Linked DNA regions of Homo sapiens: all the other regions are linked to region 1. Evidence: read pairs that join two places in POLR2A ChIA-PET (ENCODE). Cell type or tissue: MCF 10A. All regions are shown on one strand. Links, peaks and the distances in the headings refer to the core of each region. The heading gives the core; the rest is flanking DNA. Region 1 overlaps DAPK2 (death associated protein kinase 2). Region 2 overlaps DAPK2 (death associated protein kinase 2). Region 3 holds the start of HERC1 (HECT and RLD domain containing E3 ubiquitin protein ligase family member 1). Region 4 overlaps DAPK2 (death associated protein kinase 2).

What was found. ChIA-PET counts read pairs that join two places held together with the same protein. Peaks named below come from ENCODE experiments on the same cell type or tissue, not always from the same donor. Only the 100,000 strongest peaks of a DNase experiment are listed, where the experiment ranks them.
Region 2: POLR2A ChIA-PET joins it to region 1 with 25 read pairs; 5 of 35 experiments call an interaction of 5 or more read pairs at or near these places.
Region 3: POLR2A ChIA-PET joins it to region 1 with 10 read pairs; 7 of 35 experiments call an interaction of 5 or more read pairs at or near these places.
Region 4: POLR2A ChIA-PET joins it to region 1 with 28 read pairs; 6 of 35 experiments call an interaction of 5 or more read pairs at or near these places.

The regions. Positions count from the first base shown.
Region 1 is chr15:63,943,292-63,948,820 of GRCh38, reverse strand. All of the region lies in intron 4 of DAPK2 (death associated protein kinase 2), which reads left to right. Among named protein-coding and RNA genes, the nearest start is that of MIR422A, 75 kb to the right of the region's middle. In MCF 10A, for the core only: CTCF peaks have their summits at 2,681 (motif pointing left) and 3,375; DNase peaks (open chromatin) are centred at 2,870 and 3,350.
Region 2 is chr15:64,001,325-64,006,853 of GRCh38, reverse strand. All of the region lies in intron 2 of DAPK2 (death associated protein kinase 2), which reads left to right. Among named protein-coding and RNA genes, the nearest start is that of DAPK2, 42 kb to the left of the region's middle. In MCF 10A, for the core only: no CTCF peak of the experiment used is centred there; a DNase peak (open chromatin) is centred at 2,013.
Region 3 is chr15:63,831,201-63,836,729 of GRCh38, reverse strand. HERC1 (HECT and RLD domain containing E3 ubiquitin protein ligase family member 1) reads left to right here and starts at 2,782. Exons shown (of 78, transcript NM_003922.4): 1 at 2,782-2,903. RefSeq lists enhancers at 2,594-2,723, 1,897-2,760, 2,761-3,626 and a silencer at 2,964-3,393. In MCF 10A, for the core only: no CTCF peak of the experiment used is centred there; a DNase peak (open chromatin) is centred at 2,729.
Region 4 is chr15:64,008,144-64,013,672 of GRCh38, reverse strand. The region is part of intron 2 of DAPK2 (death associated protein kinase 2); the gene reads left to right. Among named protein-coding and RNA genes, the nearest start is that of DAPK2, 36 kb to the left of the region's middle. RefSeq lists enhancers at 2,485-2,534, 3,392-3,481 and a silencer at 3,852-3,911. In MCF 10A, for the core only: no CTCF peak of the experiment used is centred there; DNase peaks (open chromatin) are centred at 2,702, 3,742 and 4,232.

The DNA.
Region 1 (5,529 bases), core at 620-4,619:
ACAAAATGAGACACATGTGACTTCTTTGTAAACTGTGACAAAATGAGACACATGTGACTCCTTTGTAAACTGTGAAGTGCTACAAGTTTTGTTCTACACGGACCTCTAGGTTGCGTGTGTGGAGGAACGCAGGAGGAGTGTGAGAAGCAGGCCCTGCCTTCAGCCAGTGTGCAGTCTAGCAGTGATATGGTTTGGATCTGTGTCCCCACCTAAATCTCGTGTTGAATTGTGATCCTCAGTGTTGGAGATGGGGCCTGTTGGGAGGTGACTGGATCTTGGGGGCGGATTTTCCCCTTAGTGCCTTGGTGCTGTTCTCATGATAGTGAGTTCTCACAAGATCAGGTTGTTTAAAAGTGTGAGGCACCTCCCCTCTCTCTCCTTCTTGCTCCTTCTCTGGCCAGGTAAGATGTGCCTGCTTTCCCTTCACCTTCTGCCATGAGTGTAAGCTTCTTGAGGCCTCTCCAGAAGCAAAAGCTGCTATGCTTCCTGTACAGCCTATGGAACCATGAACCAGTTAAATCTTTTTTTTTTTTTTTTTTTTTTTTTTTTTGAGATGGAGTCTCACTCCATCATGCAGGCTGGAATGCAGTGGTGTGATCTCCGCTCACTGCAACCTCTGCCTCCCAGGTTCAAGCGATTCTCCTACCTCAGCCTCTGAAGTAGCTGGGATTACAGGTGTGTGCCATCACACCCAGCTAATTTTTTTGCATTTTTTCTTAGAGATGGGGTTTCGCTATGTTGGCCAGGCTGGTCTTGAACTCCCGACCTCAGGTGCTTTGCCCACCTCGGCCTCCCAAAGTACTGGGATTATAGGCGTGAGCCACTGCGCCCATCAGGTATTTCATTACAGCAATTCGAGAATGGACTAATACAAGTGGGGAAGGCAAGACTCACTCACAGAGCTCTTGGTGGTGGTTGGTGCTATGGATCAAGCTTGTTGCATGAATGGAGATGGGAGAAGGAAGAAGAGCTGGGCTGCATATCCAAATGATGCTTCTGGAGGAAAGAAGGTTTGGGCAGGGCCTGGAAATGTGGTTAGGAGTTCAATAGGCAGATGATAAAGATTCTCATTCTGGGAAGGAGAGACATCATCAAGGAAATAGTCACAGAGACTATGATAACACCTATAGGCCACTTTATATGCCTTGTTTGATCCTCCTAGTAACCCTCTTGAGATAGGTTTTATGATTGTTATTCCTAATTTATAGGTGAGAAACCTATGCTGAGAGAGGTTCAATAACTTGCCCAGTGTCAGGCTGCTGATAAATGGCAGAGCTGGGATCCGAACCCAGATTCCAAGGCGTGCATGCTTAGCCATTATCTATATTCTCCAAAAGCAGGATGTGTGAGAGATGCATATGTGACCGCATTGGCCCATTTCTTTATTTGTCCAGTAAACAGTAACTGGGCCCTGCTATAATGCCAGCCGCCCTTGGGTGCTGGGGATGGAAATGAAAGGCAAGGCCCTTGTCCTTCCTTATGGGGTTTTAGTATAGTGGGGACAGGACATGTAAGGAAGGAATTGTAGTGCAGCTGATTCTCTGCCAGAGGTGTGTGCAAGCTGGGGACAACTAGCTGTGTGTTGGAGGGGAGGGAGATCATAGAAGAAGTTCCAGTGTGTGTGGGAACTGGGTGGAGAGGGGGAGAAGGAGCTTGTCAGGAAGGCTGTTCCAGCAGAGTGAACTGCAGGGTGGGATGGGGTGATGAAGAGGTAGCAGAGAGGTAGCAGAGGGAAAGCGGGCAGGGAGTAGGAGGTGGGGAAGCAGGGCCTTGAATGCCACACAGAGGCACGTATTGGGCATGGGCCACACTGAAGACTTGTGGGGAGGGGCTGGCTGTGGTCCCATCGACAGTGTGTGAGGACAGGGAGCTGAGCACCCTCAAAACCTGTCCACAGAGGCCTAGCATGGAGCGGCCTTCCTTTCTCAGGTTGCCCAGCACTGCCTGAATAATCTGGGGCTGTGCTTGACATGGCTGGTGAAGATTGGTAGGCAGCTTCCTTGTCCCCACAGCACAGCCCTGGCTGGGCCTCTGCTTTGCTGAGCAGAGCAGCCTCACTCAGCAGCAGGCAGGCCACACGGGCATCTGGAGAGGGCACTGGGCTGGAGGTCCTTGCTCAGTGACCTTGGTAGTTTCTTGATGTCTCTGGGCTGCTCTGACATGAAGGGACTAAATGATCTCTGAGGTCCCTTGCAGCCCCAACATTGTGAGCTCCCAGGGATGACTGTTCATGCTGCATCCCAGAAAAGAATGAGCAAACATAGCCACTGTTGTCTGAAATCTCATTGGGTGCTGCTCCTTACATAAACCATCTCTCTCAATCACAGAACAACCCCGTGGCTCAGTAGGTTTTGCCCCCATTTTATAGATGGGAAACTGAGCCTCTAAGAGCTCCAGTGTCTGTCCAGTTTTCATACTGTGAACAGCAGAGCTGGGATTTGAACCCAGACTTGCCTTTGTCTTTTGTACTTTATGACATAGCCCCCCAAGGGTGTCTTCATCCTGCTCAGACTTCAGGACACGCTGTGCTGGGCCCACAGGCCATGGGTGCCCCACCGGACAACCACCTTCTGGTCGGCACCACAGCAGGCACCTCTGGCCAGATCCCCCAGGACACAAAGGAGCACGTTGGCCTCTCCCATGGGTGCCTCCCTGGCGGGATGAGCTGGGTGGGTTTGTTTTGACAAGGGTATTTCTGCCTCCTGGTGGCAGGCAGGCCCTGGGCTGGGCAGTGGCGGCACCTGTGGGAATGTGACCCCTCCCTCCAGCCGTGCTTTGGAGGTGATGTCAGGTATGTGGGTGAAGTATTTGGTTGAAGTAAATAAAGCTGGAGGAGAATGACAGGAGTGGGGAGTATGGATAGAATCGGACTGCCCCAGAGGGCACTCTGGCTTGGACCCAGCAGTGTGTGGTTGCAGCAGCCTGTTCTTCCTGACCTGGGGCCAGGAGACCTGCGCCTTTACACGTCCTGCCTTAGAGCCCAAAGCAGTAGGAATTTTCACAGCCAGCTTGGGAGGTTGTGCCATCTCGAAACTGCAGAGCCCAGAGCTTGAAGGGGCTTTGGATGCCATCCACTGCCTGACTTACAGTTGGGGGGCTGAGGCCCAGAGAAAGGACGTGGCCTGCTTAAGCTCACATGGCCTTGGGTGGTGGAGCTGGACCTGCAGTTTTCCAATCTGCAGGCCTGGGCTCTTTTGCACCACCCTGCTCTATTTGGGGAGGGTGGAAGCAGAGAAGCTTAGACCAAATTCCTGGGGAACTGCCACTCTGCTGACCCTTAGCTTCCTTTTGGACCCTCCCTTAGTGCCGTTCCTTCCTGCTCCATCCGCATCACAGCCCTATAGGAGGAATGCACTCTGGAGCCCCTAGTGGTGGTGCGGGGCCTGGCAGAAAAGGAGGAGCCTCTGGCCCTGGATTCTTTCAATTCATTTCCTCAAATATTAATGGAACATGCAGGATGCAAGACGCCACAGGGGATACCAGGAATCCTAAAACCAATTTGAATTTTCTCAGGGAAAAGGCTGCCACCCAGGAAAGTGGCATCACCTGTGAGAGACAGCCTACAGCTTAGGACTGCCAGCAGGCCAGCGTCATCAACACGGAGGGGTTAGAGCACAGGGTTGGGGGAAGCTCAGGGAGAAGTAAGGGAGTTAGCTGGGTGGTCAGGGTGGCTCATGTCTGTAATCCCAACTACTCAGGAGGCTGAGCGGGGAGGATCACTTGAGCTCAGGAGTTTAAATCCAGTCTGGGCAACATCTCATCTCTTTTTTTAGAAAAAGATTCTCTCTAAGTAAGGGAGTAAGGGGAGGCAGGGTTGAGGGGGAAGAGGCTCTGAAAATGAAGAGGAGTAGGACAGGCATTCCAAGCCAGAGCAAAGGATGGAGTTGAGATGTCGTTGTGGAGTGGTAGTGCCCACCCTGCGGGGATATAGAGCAGGTACAGGCAAGGGATGGGTGGTGAGGCTGGAAAGAGAGCATGGGGCAGTCAGTGCCTTGACTACTTCAAATATCAGGTGGGGCATTTGGACTTTCTCCGGTGGCCAGTGGGACCACTGAAGATATTTAACCAGATTCAGTGATGTGTTGGGGAGAAAGGGATTGGACTGCCAGGGAAGCCCCCACCCCACTGCTCCCCACTGATTGTGACATTACAAGCTGTTGCACCTTGGCAAATCATTTAGCCCTGTGTGAGCCCCGTTTTCTTATCTGTGAAATGGAGTTTATAACAGTACCTATCACTCAGCGTGGCTGCAAGGATCACATAGAACACTAGCATCAAATTTGGCTTAGTAAACATGCTGTAAATGTTAGTCCCTACCCTCTGTCCTGGCTGTCATCAGGCTAATAGTGGAGCTTGGGACAGCAAGAAGGAAGCCTGTCTGAAAGCAGGTAGAGCTTCAGGTTTAGGGGCCCAAATCCCCTGGCCAGCCTATAGGTACCTTGGTGGCCTAGGAAGGAAGCAGAAACATGGCTGGATAGCAGGGAGCCATGGCCTCTGTTTACTCCCAATCAGGGCAGGTCTGAGTCTATGGGTATGTCTGGTCCAAATGGCCCAATAAGTGAATGGTGAAGGTAGGGACGAGAACCTGGGTCCTGACGACCCAACAGAGCATTCCTACTGCCCCACGGCCACCTTCCAGCCTGAAACCCCCAGGCTTCATCCTTTTATCCAGACCCAGCTTGGGTGTTCGCCCTGCCAGGACCTCCGTTTTCTCATCTGACTTGAGGACCTCCTGCTCAGGAGCTCCTGAGGCCAGGGATGGGTTCTGGGGCTACTCACTTGCATGGAAGCATCACCAGAAGAAAAGGCACCCTGGGGTAGGACACAGGTGCCAGAGGAGGAAAACAGCTGTGTCTGAGCCAGGCACGAGGTTGCCCCAGGTTGCCAGGCCAGAGTGGCATTGCTGCTTCTCTCTGGGATAGATTTTTTTTGTTTTGTTTTTTTTGAGACAGAGTCCCTCTCTGTCACCCAGACTGGAGTACAGTGGTACGATCTCAGCTCACTGCAGCCTCTGCTTCCCGGGTTCAAGCAATTCTCCTGCCTCAGCCTCCTGAGTAGTGGCAACTACAGGCGTGTGCCACCACGCCCAGCTAATTTTTGTATTTTTTTTAGTAGAGTCGGGGTTTCACCATGTTGACCAGGCTGGTCTTGAACTCCTGACCTCAAGTGATCCACCTACTTCAGCCTCCCAAAGTGCTGGGAATACAGGCATGAGCCACTGCGCCCGGCCTCCTGGGCTAGATTAATAAGACCCCTGAGAAGCAAGGAAGGGGAATCATTTAGTCTAGCGGTTAGGAGCACAAACTTTGGGGCCTGAGAGATAAAGGTTAAAGTTCCTAATGAGGGATAATACAAACTAATGTTATAGTCTCGGTTTCTTTTCTTTTTTCTTTTTGACAGGGTCTCACTCTGTTGCCAAGTCTGGAGTATAGTGGCACAATCATAACTTATTGCAGCCTCAACCTCCTGGGCTCAGGTGATCCTCCCACCTCAGCCTCCTGAGTAGCTGGGACTACAAGTGTGTGCCAC
Region 2 (5,529 bases), core at 511-4,510, 58 kb before region 1:
TACTTGGCCTCACCTCCTCCAGCTGCCAGGCCTTCCCCTGGCAGGCACCAAGGATGAGTTGTCTGACACATGAGGCAGGGTGAGAAGGGAAGAGAATGGGGCCACCTGACAGGAGACCTGTCTGGTCCTGCATCTGTCACTGCCCGGGAGAATAGGTGATGTGGGCAAGTTCCTTTCCTTTGCTAGGCCTCAGTTTCCCCATTTATAAAGTGAGGTGACGGTAAGAAATTCCTTTTATTTCCATGGTTCCATGAGGTTTGCCAAGTTTTATTGTATACTGGGGGATCTCTGACGTCTTTCTTGGTTGTTTCTGCCCTGCTTTGGTGAAGTGGGAATGGAGTTGGGGGAGTTCCTTGCTTCTCTTGAGCGTCTAATATAGGTGACGATGTTGTACGTCCTTAGCTGGTGGTTGCCAAGGGCTGACATATACTGTATAGACCAGGACATGATATAAGGAGAAAAAAGTCATTTTTGCTCCCTGGCTGGTCAGTCTGGGGGCTTATGGCCTCTGATGGTAAAGGCTGACATTCTGCCTCCTGACTGTTTTTTGTTAAATTGGCAAAAGCTACATGTGTCAGAACTCAGGTGGCTACACATCTTGGTGGCAGGTGCTGCTTTGGTGGCGGAAGGATCAGGTTGGTCTGGGAAAGCTGGATGGACCAGTGTGGTGAGCGGAGACCACTCAGTGTGGGTTGGTCCTGACACCCTCTCAGGAGTGATGGGATGCCAGGAGAGGCCATAGGGAGAACCATGCTGAGCTGGCTGGGTTTGTACGTGTTGCAGAGGGTTTTTTGTGGGGTTTTTTTTTTTTTTTTTTGAGTCAGGATCTGGCTCTGTCACCCAGGCTGGATTGCAATAATCCGATCATAGGTCACTGCAGCAGCCTTAAACTTCTGGGCTCAAGTGATCTTTCTACCTCAGCCTCCCAAGTAGCTAGGACTACAAATGTGTGCCAACACGCCTAGCTAATTAAAAAATTTTTTTCTTTTTAGAGACAGGATCTCACTATGTTGCCCTGGCTGGTCCTGAACTCCTGGTCTCCAGTGATCCTCCCACCTCAGCCTCTTGAGTAGCTGGGATTACAGGCACGCACCACCATGCCCAGCCATGTTGCAGAGTTTTATGTGGTTTGAATCTGGTTCTTCTCCCAGATCTAGTCTTTGTGTTTACTTCTTCTCCTTTGTGGGCAAGACAGTTTTTTGTTTTCCTCCCCTGCCCACCCCTACCTTGGCTATCTGTTTCCCAGTATTTGCTGTTGGCCTTAGGCATGAGGGACTCTGGGCAGATTGGTATAAGCCCATTCCTATGTTGGGAGGGCACATGGCTGTCCTCCCACCCTCTGAGTTGCTTCAGACATTCCCTTTCCACATCTTCTCCAGCACCTGCACATCTTTCCGGAACTGCACATGATATTCTTGGGCTGGCATCTATGACTTAGGTCAAGGAAAGGTAAGTTTCTGCTCTTGTATCTAGTATCTGTGGTGGCTGAACTTACCAAACCCTTGATCAAACACACAACCTCACACACAGAGCCTGAAAGTGAATCAAAGGGTTTGAAATTACTGCTCTTTGGGAAAATCTAGGTAGGATGACTTGCCCTGAGCTAACTGGATACCCCTCCTGAGAAGAGCCTCTTGGCTTCCCTGAGACCACAGGACAGAGCACCACTCAAGGATGGGTATTGGGTTCACTCAGAAGACATGTCTTTGTCTTGTCAAACCCACAATCTTGCACCCTGAAGTGGGGGCCTGAGGCCAGAGCACAACAGCAGGTGGATCAGTTAAGCTTTGGGCTCAGTTTCCCTGTTTGGGAAGTGGGGTCTCTCGGCTAGTCACCTTTCATCCTTACTTAAGTGCTAGGAGGATTAGGTAAGAGAGTGTTTTGAAAGCTCATGAAAACCTTCATCTCAAAGGAACTCTGGGAGTAGAAGGAATTAACGTTTCAAAGGAAAGATAAGTCATCACTGATTTGGCACTGAAGCCAAGAGTGTAAGGTCAGAGAACAACCTGTGGCTGCTGAAAGGGAGGGTGTGGCTCTCAGAGTTACAGGATCATTGGGTTGTGTCCTTGGATGACTCAGGAGCGGTGCTGCACGTGCTTAGTGCTTTTGTATGTGTGCCCTGGAGCCTGTGCGAAAGCCCGCTGCCAAACCAAGGGGCCCACTGTGGAATTATTGTTATGCAAGCTGAGGGGAAAGACCCCACCAAACCAGCCAGCAGTTTCCATTGAGGCCTAGCAGAGACCCCTATCTCCACCCTTGAAGAGGGGCAGTAATGTCTCTGAAAGTCTCTATCCCACTAAGGTGCTCAAAGTCCTCAGAACACTTGTCTAAACCAAGCTGCCCCATCCAGGCAAAGGTATCAGCATGAGGCAAGCCATAGATTATGATGAGGATTTTTTTAAAAAGTGAGGGTCCCCCTGTTGAATTAATGGATCTAGGCATTGATCATCAGAAGCTGGTAATATCACAAAGAGAGATAGCCAACGTTAGGCGCCTCCTGATGGGAACACACAGCACCACCAATGAAGGAGTCTTGCAAGAAACTCAAACCTGAATCTGATCAAGCCTCTAGATCCAGCTACTCATTTACAGGAAATACAGGGGGCAGAGGAACATGTAAACAATACTATCAGGAAGTGGCCAATAAAATCCAGACAGTGAGAAATGGTATAGGTCAAAAGACCTGGTATTTATGACAAATGAAGTATAAGAAAAAGAGAAAAATGGAGGGATGGAGGGGAGCTCTGGGAAGGGAGAGAGAGAGAGAGAGAAGAACCTAAAGATTAAAAGAGGCTTAAGAGACATATCATTTGCAATATGTGACCTTCCTTGGGTTTTGATTTGATGGAACAAACTGTAAAAAAAAGTTAAGGCACATGGGGGAAATATGAACACCAAATGGATATTGATGACATTAAAGAATTATTGTTAATTTTAAAAGGTGTGATAGGCCAGGTGCCATGGCCCATGCCTGTAATTCCAGCACTTTGGGAGGCTGAGGCAGGCAGACACTTGAGGTCAGGAGTTTGAGACCAGCCTGACCAACGTGGTGAAACCCCGTCTCTACTAAAAATACAAAAAATAGCCAGGTGTGATGGCACACACCAGTAATCCCAGCTACTCTGGAGGCTAAGGCAAGAGAATCACTTGAACCTGGGAGACAGAGGTTGCAGTGAGCTGAGATTGCGCCACTGCACTCCAGCCTGGGTGACAGAGCAAGACTCTGTCAGAAGGAAAAGAAAAGTAAAGAAAAGAAAAGAAGGAAGGAAAAGAAAGAAAAGAAACTTAAGACCCAAGACAGGATGACTGATTTGCTCTTGATCACTCAGCTGATTAAACCCAGGTAATGCCACCATGGGTCAGCAAAGAAGTAGGCGAATCCTGGTGATGCTGGAAGCATTGGATGCCCTGTAAGGACATGATTTTGCAGTCTGCAAAGTGTGTCTAGGTCTCTGCCAGAGCAATGCACTGCCTATGATAGAGTGCTATTGCTAAACCTTCCCACTAATGCAGATTAATTTCACACCCTTTGCAAGTGTTGCTATTCCAAGTTTTTCCTCACTCAGCCGCTGAAAAGGGACAGAATCTAGAGATGTGCTCTGGATCGAAGTCCAGCCTTCAGAGTTAGAAGAGAAGAGCCAGTAGGGGGTCGTCTGTCCATTCTATCCTCAAGGGGTCTCCCCTGAGATCAGTTCTTCCCCACCTTATCTTGTGGCCTTATTGCATCCACCCACCCTCCTCAGCCTCCAAGCCTAGGTCCCATTCCTGCAAATTCCTGCTTTGGGTAAATTAATAAAAGAGTCAGTCTTAACACTACCCCACCACCTCTGGTCCCACGACACACACACACACACACACACACACACACACACACACACAGGTCCCACGACACACACACACACACACACACACACACACACACACACACACACACACAGTGTCTCAGTCTTTCTCTCCCTCCCTCTCTCCTCCTCCCTCTGCTGCTGGTTTCATTAATTAGGCGATTCTTTGTTTAAAAGACCCAAGACTCTAAGGAATGATACTTTACAGATGAGATATCAGTGAGTTTATTGGGTGAGTTGGGGGCACAAAGGCCCCCTGAATTCTTACCAAATAGCTGCCTACTGTATCTGTGTGTGAGATTGATGGGAGTTCATACTATCATCCCTTGCATGTGTGTGGCCTTTTGCAGTTTACAAAGCATATTCACTTGCATTGCTATGTGAGCCTCATAGAAGCCTGACATAGGTAGATATTAGCCTCATTTTACAGAAGTGGAAACTGGAGCTGGGAGAGTTTAGTATGTGTTCTGCCAAGTCCTCCAGTTGGTCATCTATCCATCCATCCATTAATTATGAAATATTTTTTACTATTATGGACAAATTATGTTGATAGATGCTATGGAAGACACAGGGACAATAGGAGAAACTGTTAAAACCTTTAAAAATGTGTTCATCTTCAAAACGTATTTTATTGAAGGACATATATTGTTTATTGCTAGAGCATGTAGAGCTCATTTGTGTTTCCAATAAGAAGACTTACATAAAAAAAGGAATTTCTGATGAACTCTGTTAATAAAAATGTTTTAAAGTAGTCCATCCTTTCCTCTTAACACTATGGTTGATCTGCGTTGAGCTGGGACGTTTCCACCAGATGGGGATCAGAGGTGCCACCTTGGAGGTTGACTGTGCCACTCTCCCCAGGGCCCTGAGCTTGGCTCTTCTGCAGTAGGAGTTGGCAATACCTGTCCCCATGAGCCTCCCAAGGATTTGAGAGTGTAAAATGAGAGGATTCATGTGAAACTACTTTGCAAATCATGAAGTTGCTCTTCAAGGGCTACTTTTATTCACAGAAGGAGTCACTCAACAGATATTTATTAATTTGTGTTTGTTCATAATACTGCCTTTACCAAGGTAGGAAAGCAAATTTTCAGCAAAGAGGGTCAGAACCAAAGGAAATGTGGCATGAATATTGGGGTGCCTAGGATTCTGTTATGCAGTGGATTGGGGCCTTGCCGTAATATTTTCTAAAACAGCACTTCTCAAACTTTAATGTGTATGTGGATCACCTGGGAGTTATGTTAACACACACATTCTGATTCAGTAGTGCTGAGATGAAATCTAAGATTCCACTTTTCTGACAAGCTTCCAGGTGGAGTCAATGCCGCTGGTACAACATTTAGGAGCAATGTTCTTAAGGGTGCAATTGAGAGGAAAGGAGGGGAAGTACAGCCCGGGGCTCCTAGAGTGGGGAGGGGGGCACACTGCTGACCTATTTGTGCCATAAGGGGAGATTTCCAGAAAGGTCTTCTTGGGAGCTCTGATCACTGCTTAGTAGCCCCACTTCCTTCCCATCCTCCTCAAGTGGGAAGAGGCTGTTGTCTTCTTAGGCTGTGTATTTGCTCTGAATTTTGGAGAGAGAAAATGTATATTGTGAGTGCTTGAGCCCCATCTCGGGGTAGGAGGAGGAAGGAAGGAGATTACACCATCACATACGGTAACTGTTCTTTGTCGGGCCAAGCTGCTTGGG
Region 3 (5,529 bases), core at 825-4,824, 110 kb after region 1:
GATGAAAGATGAAAAATATATATTCTACTGTTGATTCTCCAGTTCCTTTGCCTGGGACCTCCCAGCTGTGGTGTGGTGCTGTGAAGTATGAGGCATGAAGTGGGGGTGACATACGTGAGGGGAGGAAGATGTGGCTGACTGGTATGGCCAGGGTATGCTGCTCAGAGGGCTATCAGACCAAGGGCTTGTGATGCTTAGGACTTGGCTGTGGCTCTGAGATCCCTCCATCCACTCTTCCCATCTCCAACATTTTTCTTTAGGGAAATCTGAATAAAATGAACTGGTAGAGTTGGGAGGTTAATGCTGACAACAAGGTTCCAGGATATGCTGATTTGAGTATGAAACAGTGTTTTAAGCATGGTGCGGTGGCTCACGCCTGTAATCCCAGCACTTTGGGAGGCCGAGGCAGGCAGATCATTTGAGGTCAGGAGTTCGAGAGCAGCCTGGGCAACATGGTGAAACCCTGTCTCTACTAAAATATAAAAAAATTAGCCGGGCATGGTGCAGCACACCTGTAATCCCAGCTACTAGGAAGACTGAGGCAGGAGGATCGCTTGAACCCGGGAGACAGAGGTTGAAGTGAGCCAAGATCACGCCACTGCACTCTAGCCTAAGCAGCAGAGTGAGACTCCACCTCAAAAAGAAAAAAGAAAGAAAGAAAAAAACAGTGTTTTGGGAAAGAGTGGTGTGGTCAAGGTGAGGGTGGCTAGTAGTCAGGGCTCACTTGCTGACACTAACAGTATTTGCTAATTGTATGCAACTGAACACAGTTGTATTCAATTCTCTTTTACACACAGCTCTGAGGGTGGAAGCTAAGGAGATGGTAAAAGAGGGAGTCTCTTGATTGGTCTTTAAAGTAAGCAGTCCTTTTCTTGAAATAGAATGGGCAAAACCAGGCTGGGCACGGTGGCTCACCCCTGTAATCCCAGCACTTTGGGAGGCCAAGGCGGTCGGATCACAAGGTCAGGAGTTCGAGACCAGCCTGGCCAATATGGTGGAACCCCATCTCTACTAAAAATACAAAAATTAGCCAGGCATGGTGGCACACACCTGTAATCCCACCTACTTGGGAGGCTGAGGCAGGAGAATCGCTTAAACCTGGGAGGCGGAGGTTGCAGTGAGCCAAGATGGTGCCATTGCACTCTAGCCTGGGCAACAAGAGCAAAACTCCATCTCAAAAAAAAGAAAAAGAAAAAGTGGGCAAAACCAGTACAATTTTACAAATTCAAGAAAGACAGAATATCATATTTGTGAGTGACGTAGATGACATCAACAAGTTAAAAGGAGGAGCTTTTGCTTGTTGTTTTTGAGTATGCTTCACACACAATACCCAGATCATAAAGCACTAGCAACAATGACATCACTCCTCATGTAGCTACTCCCTTACATCATTTACCAGAAATACACATTTTATACATAGAAACTTAAAAGCTACACACCTAAGACCCATCATTTAATGAGTACTTAATATGTGCCGTATGTGAGCTTTACATATATTTTACTCCTCAGAGGAACCTTGTGATAACAAGAACTGGCATTATAAATTGACACATAAGGAACTGAGGTTCAGAGAGGTCAAGCAACTTGCCCAAGGTCACACACCTGGGGTAAGTGGGATTCCAGAATTCCCACCAGTGTCTGACAGTGAAGCACATGGCTCCTAACTCTTGGACTAAACTGCCTCATGTGACACACAAACATGTATCTAATTTAACCATGGGAAAGCACTCCCTCGTCTGTCTATACCGTAATTTCTTACATTAGTGACACATTCATGGCTTGTATGTTTGTGTGCTTCTCCTACGCCTCCAATTGGATTGCAAACTTCTGGAACGCAGAGGCCAACTCTATTTTTTGTCCCCAAGTCATCGGTCAGTTTAATTGATGCTCGTTAGAATATCTGGAAGGAAAGACACCATGAAGGTGGCTGGAAAGGAGTAAAACCAGGTACAGAAGGAGGAAGATGGAGATGGGGTATTCACTCAACAATTTAATGTCCACTTGGACCTATGTTAGGCGCTGGAGATATGGTGAGGACTGAGCCAGTCTGTGTCCTTCCCCTCATGGGGTTTCACGTGGAGGTCGAGGTCATGATCAAGGATGTAAGTCACCCAAAGGACACTACTGTGTTCCCAAGCAGAAAAGAAAACCGAGGAGCCAGGCCCTGGCATCTGCAGGGTTCTGGCAGTCCCATAAGGCGCAAAGACATGAACAAGGTGGAAGAGTAGGTCAAGTGAAACGCTTTTATGTGATTGAACTTAGCCGGCCGGAGGGCCGGGGCCGCTGCGATGAGAGATAAAGAGCGTGGGGCGCCGGGTGCGAGGCGGAGATAAAGGGGTGAGGCCCTGGCCCTGCCGCCGGCCGTAACACGTGTCCCTTCGCCTGGCGGCGGGGTCTTCCCTGCCCACCACGAGGAAAAGGGGGCGCACTGCATGGCCCCCCACTCCTCACCACCCTTTGTGAAACGCCCCCAATTGTGCTTCATCTGTGGAGTCAGGTCCCCGCAGGCGGTCGGGGCTGCCCGGATTCCGCGACGGCTGAAGGGTGAGGGCCGCGCGGTAGCAAAGTGTCCCCAGCACCTAGCTTGGCTCCCCTCGCTCCCAAATCCCTTTCCCCTTTTCGCTCAACCCCCAACTCCACCTCAGCCGCCTTCCTCTCGGTTCCCCTTTCACCTCCCGCGCTGGGCCTGTTGGGCGGGGCGAGGGCTCCCGGCTGCGCGAGAGTTCCGCCCAAATCTCGTGAGACTCGCCTGACGCCGCCGCTGCTGCCGCCGCCTCTTACGTCTTTCCCTTTGACAAGTCGCTGCTGCTGCAGCAAAAATAAAGGACGCGACCGCCGCAGCCTCTGCGGAGCCGGGCTCGGGTCGCCGGAGCCGCGCCCCACCCCGCCAGCTCCAGAGCCACGTACGGTAACGCATCATCTACCGTCCTCCTGGTCCTGTGTGTGTGTGTGTGTGTGTGTGTGTGTGTGTGTGTGCGCGCGCGCGTGTGTGCTTTGCCGGCCGCGCAGGGCCGGCCGGGGCCGTTTCGGGACTGCAGCCGAGCGGGGCTGCTGGGGTCCCGGGTGGGCGGCAGGCGAGCTGGGGGAGCCCTCCTGGCGCGCCGCGGATCCCCCGGGTCCCCGGCTCTAGAGGCCTCCTGCCGCCCGGGCGCCTCGGAGCAGCGTAGAAGCCGAGGCGCCCGCGGAGAGGGCCGAGAGACCCGCCCCTCCAGCGGCTTACAACGTCTGTGCCCCGGCCCCGCTGTGGTCGCGTCTCTTTCTGCTTCATTCCTTTATCTGCTGACCAGCTCCTCTGCCCCGGCTGGGGCTCGGTCCGCGGGCGGCGGCCGACTCCCTCTCAGGGTCCGGGGAGTGCCGCGACCCCGGTGTCCCCAGGCGCCGGCCGCCTTTAGCGGGGTGGAGGCTGGGACGACGTGTCTTCCTCCTCTCCTCTGCCTTTGGGTGAGGGCAGCTCATCATCTGCTAAACCTTTCTCCAAATCTCCCGCCCCAATAAAACAACAAATTATAAAGCCTTTGCAACCGGGAGGCGAGGCGGGGCGCATTGTTTAGTCTTAAGCGTGAGATGAGGATGATGATGGTGATGACAGGAGCTACCCCGGGGAACATGGTGAAATCTGTTCTGTGATGGGTGGCAGGTTACTGGGAGACACGAGGAGGACAGGAGCTTGTACCACCTCTCCCAGGAGGTTATGTAAAAGACATGTTATCTTAGAGAGCTGTGAAACACAGGGACAGATTTGTCTTAGTTTAAGAAATGTCTATAATACTTAGAATATAGAGATAATTAAATGATGGGAATAACAAATCTGAACAAACTAACCCATCTTTGTAATTCCATCTCCAGAGGTGGCATTTCATGGTTAACATTTTATTGTATTTCCTAACAGACACATTTTTTTTTATCCTTGCTTGGGACTTCCTCATTCTATATTTGTTCCAAAAATGATTTATTTTATTTGAATCAGTTCTCTGGCCTGCTTGATTAAAACTGGCTGCTAGTTCATTATCACTGGCTGAACTCTGCCATCACTATCTTTTTCACTGGGCCCTTTTCCAAAATGATTGTTAGCTAAGTGGTTTGAAAAATCAAACGTTAAAACATTGTCTGTTTGGGTCTAGTACCTATGTATATATTATATTTTTACAATTCTGTTAGTGGTGGTTGCTCAAAATGGGGCAGTATTTGTAGAAGGGAAAGAAACTATGATTATTCATAGTGGGAAGAAACCTATTTACCTCAGGTTTTATGAAATTGATTTCTACTGGATATTTTTAGACCAAAATTGTTCTGTGACATTGTTTCATAGTGCCTGTTGTGATTAGTGTGGGATGAGTATGTCTCTTTGATATATGTGTTTCCATAGCCTGCGTTTATACAAGCAAAATTGAATGTCCTAGGTGCCTGTCTTATGCATAAATGTACGTATATATGTATAGAGACACACACACACACACACGTATTCTGCACCTATACACATTTATATATCTTGGAAGTGAGTTAAGATGTATTGCTATATTATTTGAGAAAAGATAGCATTAGGAAGGGCAAAGAACAGTCATAATATTTCCCCCAAATCACATGACAAGGTTGTATGGCAGAATGAGATATCTAGGGAGGTTGGAAATCTGGAGCCTTTTAAAAATAGGATAGATTGTCATCTGGGGTTGTTGTTATTGGAATGGATTAAATGGCCTATTAAGGCCTCTTGTAATTCTAAACTTTTATGAATTTTGCGTTCCCTAAGGTTCTTATCATTTTGCTTCTTAAATTTCCAGTCATGCTGTTTGCATGTGACACATCCATTCATTTGCTGGTCATGTATTCCATTTCCAATGCAGGCACCCTGATGTTGCATGGAAGAGAAAGCAAATGTAAATGCGTCACTTAATCTGCTTATTAATATAAACATCTCTTGAAAATCTCAATTTAAAGAAATTTTGGAGAATGTGTTGGTGATTGGACTGGATTGGGTTAGTAGAGGGTGCAAATAATAAATAGTAATAACAATTCCAACGTTCCAAGCATGTTTTCCCCCAAAAAAGTCATACTGAATACTCCCTAATATTTGAAATAGAAAAAAAAGGGGGCTGGGTATATTGAAGGAGCTGACCTTTTAAAATTTTTAAAATTCAGATTTTCAGATCTTAAAATGATGATAATGATGACATCGTGGCTTGGAGAGTGAGAAGGTTGTGTTAGGATAAAAAGAAACTTGTGAAACAAAACTTGAATGTTATAGTTGGATAACTATATAATAGCAAGTAACAAACTTACTATAATCTGTTGAAGCTATTTTTAAAAATTGTAAATAGAACTTTTGGCCAGATTACAGTAGCTCACGCCTGTAATCTCAGCCCTTGGGGAGGCCGAGGTGGGAGGATGGCTTGAGCCCAGGAGTTTAAGATCAGTCTGGGCAACATGGTGAAACCTTGTCTCTATGGTAAATACAAAAATTTGCTGGACGTGGTGGTGCATACCTGCAATTCCTGCTATTAGGGAGGCTGAGATGGGAGGATCAATTGAGCC
Region 4 (5,529 bases), core at 1,026-5,025, 64 kb before region 1:
TTCCCAGGTCTGCAATCATTTTAGAAGGAATGCATTCTTATCTGGCGCTCAGTTCCTTCTCTGGCAATGTGAGGGTTAGGCTAGATGGTATCTCAGGGCCTTTCTAGCCCTTAGGTTTTTCTACTTTTAAAGTTCTTGCCCCTTCTCCTCATGTTTTCTTAAGGTATTTGCTTCCATAGGACTGAATGCAAGGTAATCAGAGACATAGCTGTTGAAAGCTTCTCTCCTGGTTTCACTTTTCTGCCCAATTACTAAGTCTTAAAGGCACGTAGTGTAGTTTAAGCTGTTAGTTCCTGGCCTCTTAAGACTGCCCACATTCACTTAATGTCTTGTGACTTGCAGCCTCCCAGCTTAAAATCTCAGTAATGAAGAACAAGATCTTAACCCTTGTATAAAGATAATGGCAGGTTACCCCATTTCCATAATCCCATGCAGAACAAGGGAGTTAGACTGGTCTCATTTTACAGAACAACCAAAATGTTATTGTGACTGCTTTGTGCACATGCACCGTGAAATGAGTCGGCTCTTTAATGATTTGGTTGCCACCTTATGGGTTGTCTGGGGGTCTGGGGTGGCAGGGGTCTCAGGCCTCCTTTCAGGGACTAGGCTAGTAGGGACTGACATAGTTTTGCTTCTGTGAATTCTTTCTTGTCTGTTTGACATTATGATCATATCGAAGATACAATTTATATCCCATTTCCCTATTTATGTTGTAGTGTAAACATTTTACAGTCATTCCCTATATAAATATATTCATTGGCTATGCAGTGCCCCAGATAGAATGCTTAACATGATCATGTTTAACTTGTATAGTTAAGAAAGAAAATCAGTTAATAACAAAATCAAATAGTGCATTTAAAAGTTCCCTCCCACCATCCTCCTGAACCTCTCTAGTCCTATTCCTCATAAGTGATCATTAAGTTTCTTGTATATCCTTCCAGAAATTGTCAATGCATATATGAACATACATATGCATAGTCTATATTTTCAAAAAGGTAGAACAGACTATATACACAGATGGGATCAGAATGTTGTTCTGTAACTTTGTATTTTAATCTTGTGTATTTTCCCAGATCAGGTATGTGTATCTTTTTAAAAGCTGCATAGACCACCTGTTATGGATGGACCATAATTAATTTAAGCAGTACCGTCTTGATAGACATTTAGGTTGTTGCTGAAATGCGCATCTTTTTACATACATCTGCATACCTCATTTACTCATCTGCTGTCTGCCAAGTATGGTTCTAGGCACTAAGGATTTAACTGTAAACAAGACAAACTCTTGTGTCACCCTTGTACTGGTAAAATTGTCAGATAAATTCTGGAAAATGGAATTGTTAGTGCATCGATTTATCACATTTCTTGAATGCATGTGGCATATAAGCCACGTAGACTATTTTACTGAATGTTTGATAAATCAGTGGATGTTCTCCCATCCCGCAGTATGGTCACCTCTTTCCAGCCTCTCAGTGGTTAATGGGTCATGTATTGAGGCTTCAGGAAGGTTGCTGCAGCAGTGAGGGGTAGTGACAGTCAGTAATGTATGTTTGCCAGGACTTTTAAGATTCCTTATGGTACAGCTTTGCAGTGTGTTCTTGCAACTGTGTGAGGAAATCAGAGTGGCTGGTCTGCACTTTACGGAAGGAACTGACACACAGAGAGATCAAGGCTGGGGGGCTGGAAAAGACTCATTACTTTCCATGAAGGTGGCTGGTGGCCAAGCTGGGCTGAGGGCCCAAGAAGAGGGGTTTTGCTTCCTGGGACTTCTTTAAGTGGTCCTTGGAATTTCTCCCACTTAGAGTAAAGCATGTGCAAACTGGAGGAGCAGTTTTATTTTTTCACTTACTATATGGAGACAGAGTTCTCAAGGACTTGCATTTCATGAATTCAGTTAGAGCTGCATTGTCCAATGTGGTAGTCACCAACAACATCTGACTGCTTAAATTTAAATGTAATTAAAAATAAGTAAAATTGCAAATTAGTTTCTCAGTTGTACTATCCACATTTCGAGTGTTCAGTAGCCACACGTGGCTAGCAGCTACCACATTAGACAGCACAGATATAGAACATTTTCATTATCCAAGCATCAACCTGGAGTGTATAAGGCTGTAGCGTTGTTTTTCTCCTAAACACTTCCACAAACACTTGAGTGTTTTGAGTCTAGGCTCACTGCAGCTTCCGCCTCCTGGGTTTAAGCGATTCTCCTGCCTCAGCCTCCTGAGTAGCTTGGATTACAGGTGCCCGCCACCATGCCTGGCTAATTTTTGTATTTTTAGTTAGAGATGGGGTTTCATCATGTTGGCCAGGCTGGTCTGGAACTCCTGACCTCCAGTGATCCACCCACCTCGGCCTCCTAAAATGCTGGGATTACAGGTGTGAGCCACTGTGCCCAGCTTGAGATCATCTTTACTCTCTAACTTTTAGGGAAAAGAGGCTCACAGGCAAGAGGTGACTTGGTGCCAGAAGTCACGTAGTTGGGGGTGCAAAGCCACAAGCACAGCCAATCCTCCACCTGTGTTTTTTCCACTCCAACCTGAGCTGTTGATCCTGATCCTTTGCATATGGCTTTATCTGTTCCATTGTCCTGCCTTTATGCTAATCTGGAGGGTTCAGATTGGGTGCCTACCATGAGTGGGGCCCTCTGCCAAGTAGCTCTGGGTCTGTGTTGTTGCTATGTCCCCAGACAGGAGACCACAGAATGAGTCAGCCACCTCCACATGGGGTTGCTGGTGCCCTGCAGATTCTGCCCCAAGACTGACGGCTTCCCTGTGAACCCTCTTGTGATGCGGTCAGGACATGCATCAACAGTTTATAAACAAGATTACAGGAAGCTCGGCTGCTGTTCTACACACAAACCCACCCCACCCACTGACATGCAGAGCTGGGACAGGTGCTGAAGAATGAGTCCATGGGAAGCTTGTCTTCATGAATGGGATAAAACCCAAGCTGGTAGCAGACTGACCCATTGTTTTCCGAAGTGGGGATGGGTAGACAAATGAGAGACCAAAACTGCAGTAGGGGCTCAGAACAATTAAAGTGCCAACTCTGAAAATCAAGACATTAAGGCAGGCGGGTGGGGACTTTGCCTGAAGTGGTCAGCTGGGATTTGGGAGTGATGAGAAATAACTGGTTTGAGGCTGAGAGACAAATGTAGGGATCATCATCACATTGAAAAAGCCAAGAATGCGGATCCCCATGCCTATACCTATGCTGATAACTTCTTGCTCCTGAAAACTGTAGTTGGGAAAGTTGGCAGAGGACACTAAGCAGTCAATACTGTTGTTATATTATTACTATTGTTATTGAGAGTAGTAGTAAACAGAAAGACATAAGTTAAAAATGATATTTATAGGCCGTCTTTAGAGATAGAAGAAACTGAACCTTCTGGCATACCAGGATATTCCTGTTGCGTGAGAACTCGTGGTTCTCAAACTTTGGTGGGCATTAGAATCCTCAGAGGGCTTATCAAACCACAGATGCTGGGCCCCACCCCCAGAGTTCCTGACTCTGTGGGTCTGAGCTTAGGGCCTGATAATTTGCATTTCTGACAGGTTCCCAGATGATCCTGATCTTACTGGTCTCGGGTCACACTTTGAGAAACACTGGTTTATACCATCAGGTGCTACAGAGAACTCAGTTTGTTTCAGTGGCATAGGTTTACAATTCTAAGGCCCTTTGACAAACCCTCTTACCCACAGCCCAACTGTGCTGGCTGCCTAGAACAAGCCTTTGTGCCACTGGAAACTGCTTTTGTCGTTACTCATCATGACTGTGTTTCAGATTTTTAGTGCTAACCACCTCGAAGTCTTGAGCTGCTGTAAGGTGCCTCTCTTACAGTGGGTGTGGTGGGTCACACAGATGAAGTGTAAGACATTGCCCTGCCCTTAACAGATTAACCTAATTTAGGGGCGGGGGGAAAGGCAAACACAGTAAAGAAATGAGCATAAAGAGACAATTAAGTGTACTGAACTTTAGGAGCTAACATATTCCAAGGTGAGGATTCCTGGGGGGTGGCATGGTCAGGGAAGACTTCCAGGAGGAGCTGGAACTTGAACTTAAAACAGGAGTAGCATTTGGGTAGGCAGACGACCTCCTAGTTTAGGCAAATAGGGCTAGCAGAAACCCAGAGGTGGAAATGAGTGTGTTGGGGTGTGTCTGCTGGGAAGCAGAGTACATTTGGGCAAGTAGAATGAGGCTAGGTGGTGAAAGGCCCCTGGGGCCTGGCCAAGGAGCTCAGGCTTGATGGGAAGGAGAAAATAATCTTGAGCAGAGAACATGATGATGTCTGCGTTGTAGGACAATATACTGGGGAATGTGGGGTGTGGATTGGGTGTGTGGGTGGAGGGCTGAAGACAGCAACACTGATCAGGAAGCTGTACTAAGTGTTGGTCTGTAAAAGTCTAGCTCAGGAGGATGGCAGGTAATGAAGAGATACTAGCCCAAGTCCATTCAGAAAACATGCACTGCAGATCTACTGTGTATCCACTGTAGTTGGTGCCTGGGGGTACAAGGCTGGACAATTACAGTCTACTAAGGGAGAATAATATATAGAGAATTTCAGTAAAATGGGCTGAATCCCATGATGGAGGTATGCACAGGAGGTGAAAATAGAGGAGGGCCTCATGTCCAGGACACCTTGAGGGAAGGATCAGCTGTGACAATAAATTCTGGCCAACTTTCCTATGCCTCCTTTAAACAAAGAGGTCTTATGTTTGCAGACTGAAAAGGGGATCCTACCCTTTCCTCCCCTGTCATCTGTAAGGCCCTTGGTGATGCTGCAGCTCTGTGGCCTGTCCCTCAAGTACACCCTTGATTGGATGACAGCAGTGCACTGCTCTGTTGGTTAGGGATGTCTATGCAGGTGTTTCTTCTCATTTTCTTACTTTTAAAACACAGGAAATTTTAAAAGGAAAAGTTTCACTCAACTATTTGTTATCCTCATGCACTTTTGCATCTGTGTTCTCTAATACAAAAATTGAATCAAACCATACATATCATTTGTGCATGTTCACTTATTATTTTATAAACATGTCCCTTATGATGTTCATACTTGCTATTTTAATGTTTATATAATTGTCTATTGCATCCAGAACATCTGATTGCCAAAGCTGTTCCTTAGTGGAGAATGCTTAGCTTGTTTCCAGCTTTTTCTTGTCTATGAAACTATGTTCTTTCATTTGAAGTCTCTCTAGAGGCCAAATTCCCAGAATACAATGCACCTGGACTCAGATAATCTGACTTTAAGTTCTAGATCTGTGGCAAATTGGCTCTGTGACTGTAACTCTGTGAGTCTCAACTTCCTGATCTCTATAATGGGGAGAGCACTGACTGTGCAGGGTGTTGAGATACTGTCTGAGGCCAATATATGAAAAGTGCTTCATAAAGAACCTGCATATAGGGTAGAGTTGATATCACCTGGTGAAAGCATGTGAGTATTTTTATGGTTCTTTTTTAAAAAAACAGATATAATTTATATACAATTCACCCATTTATAGTGTCCTAAAGCCATTAGTACATTCGCATATAGTG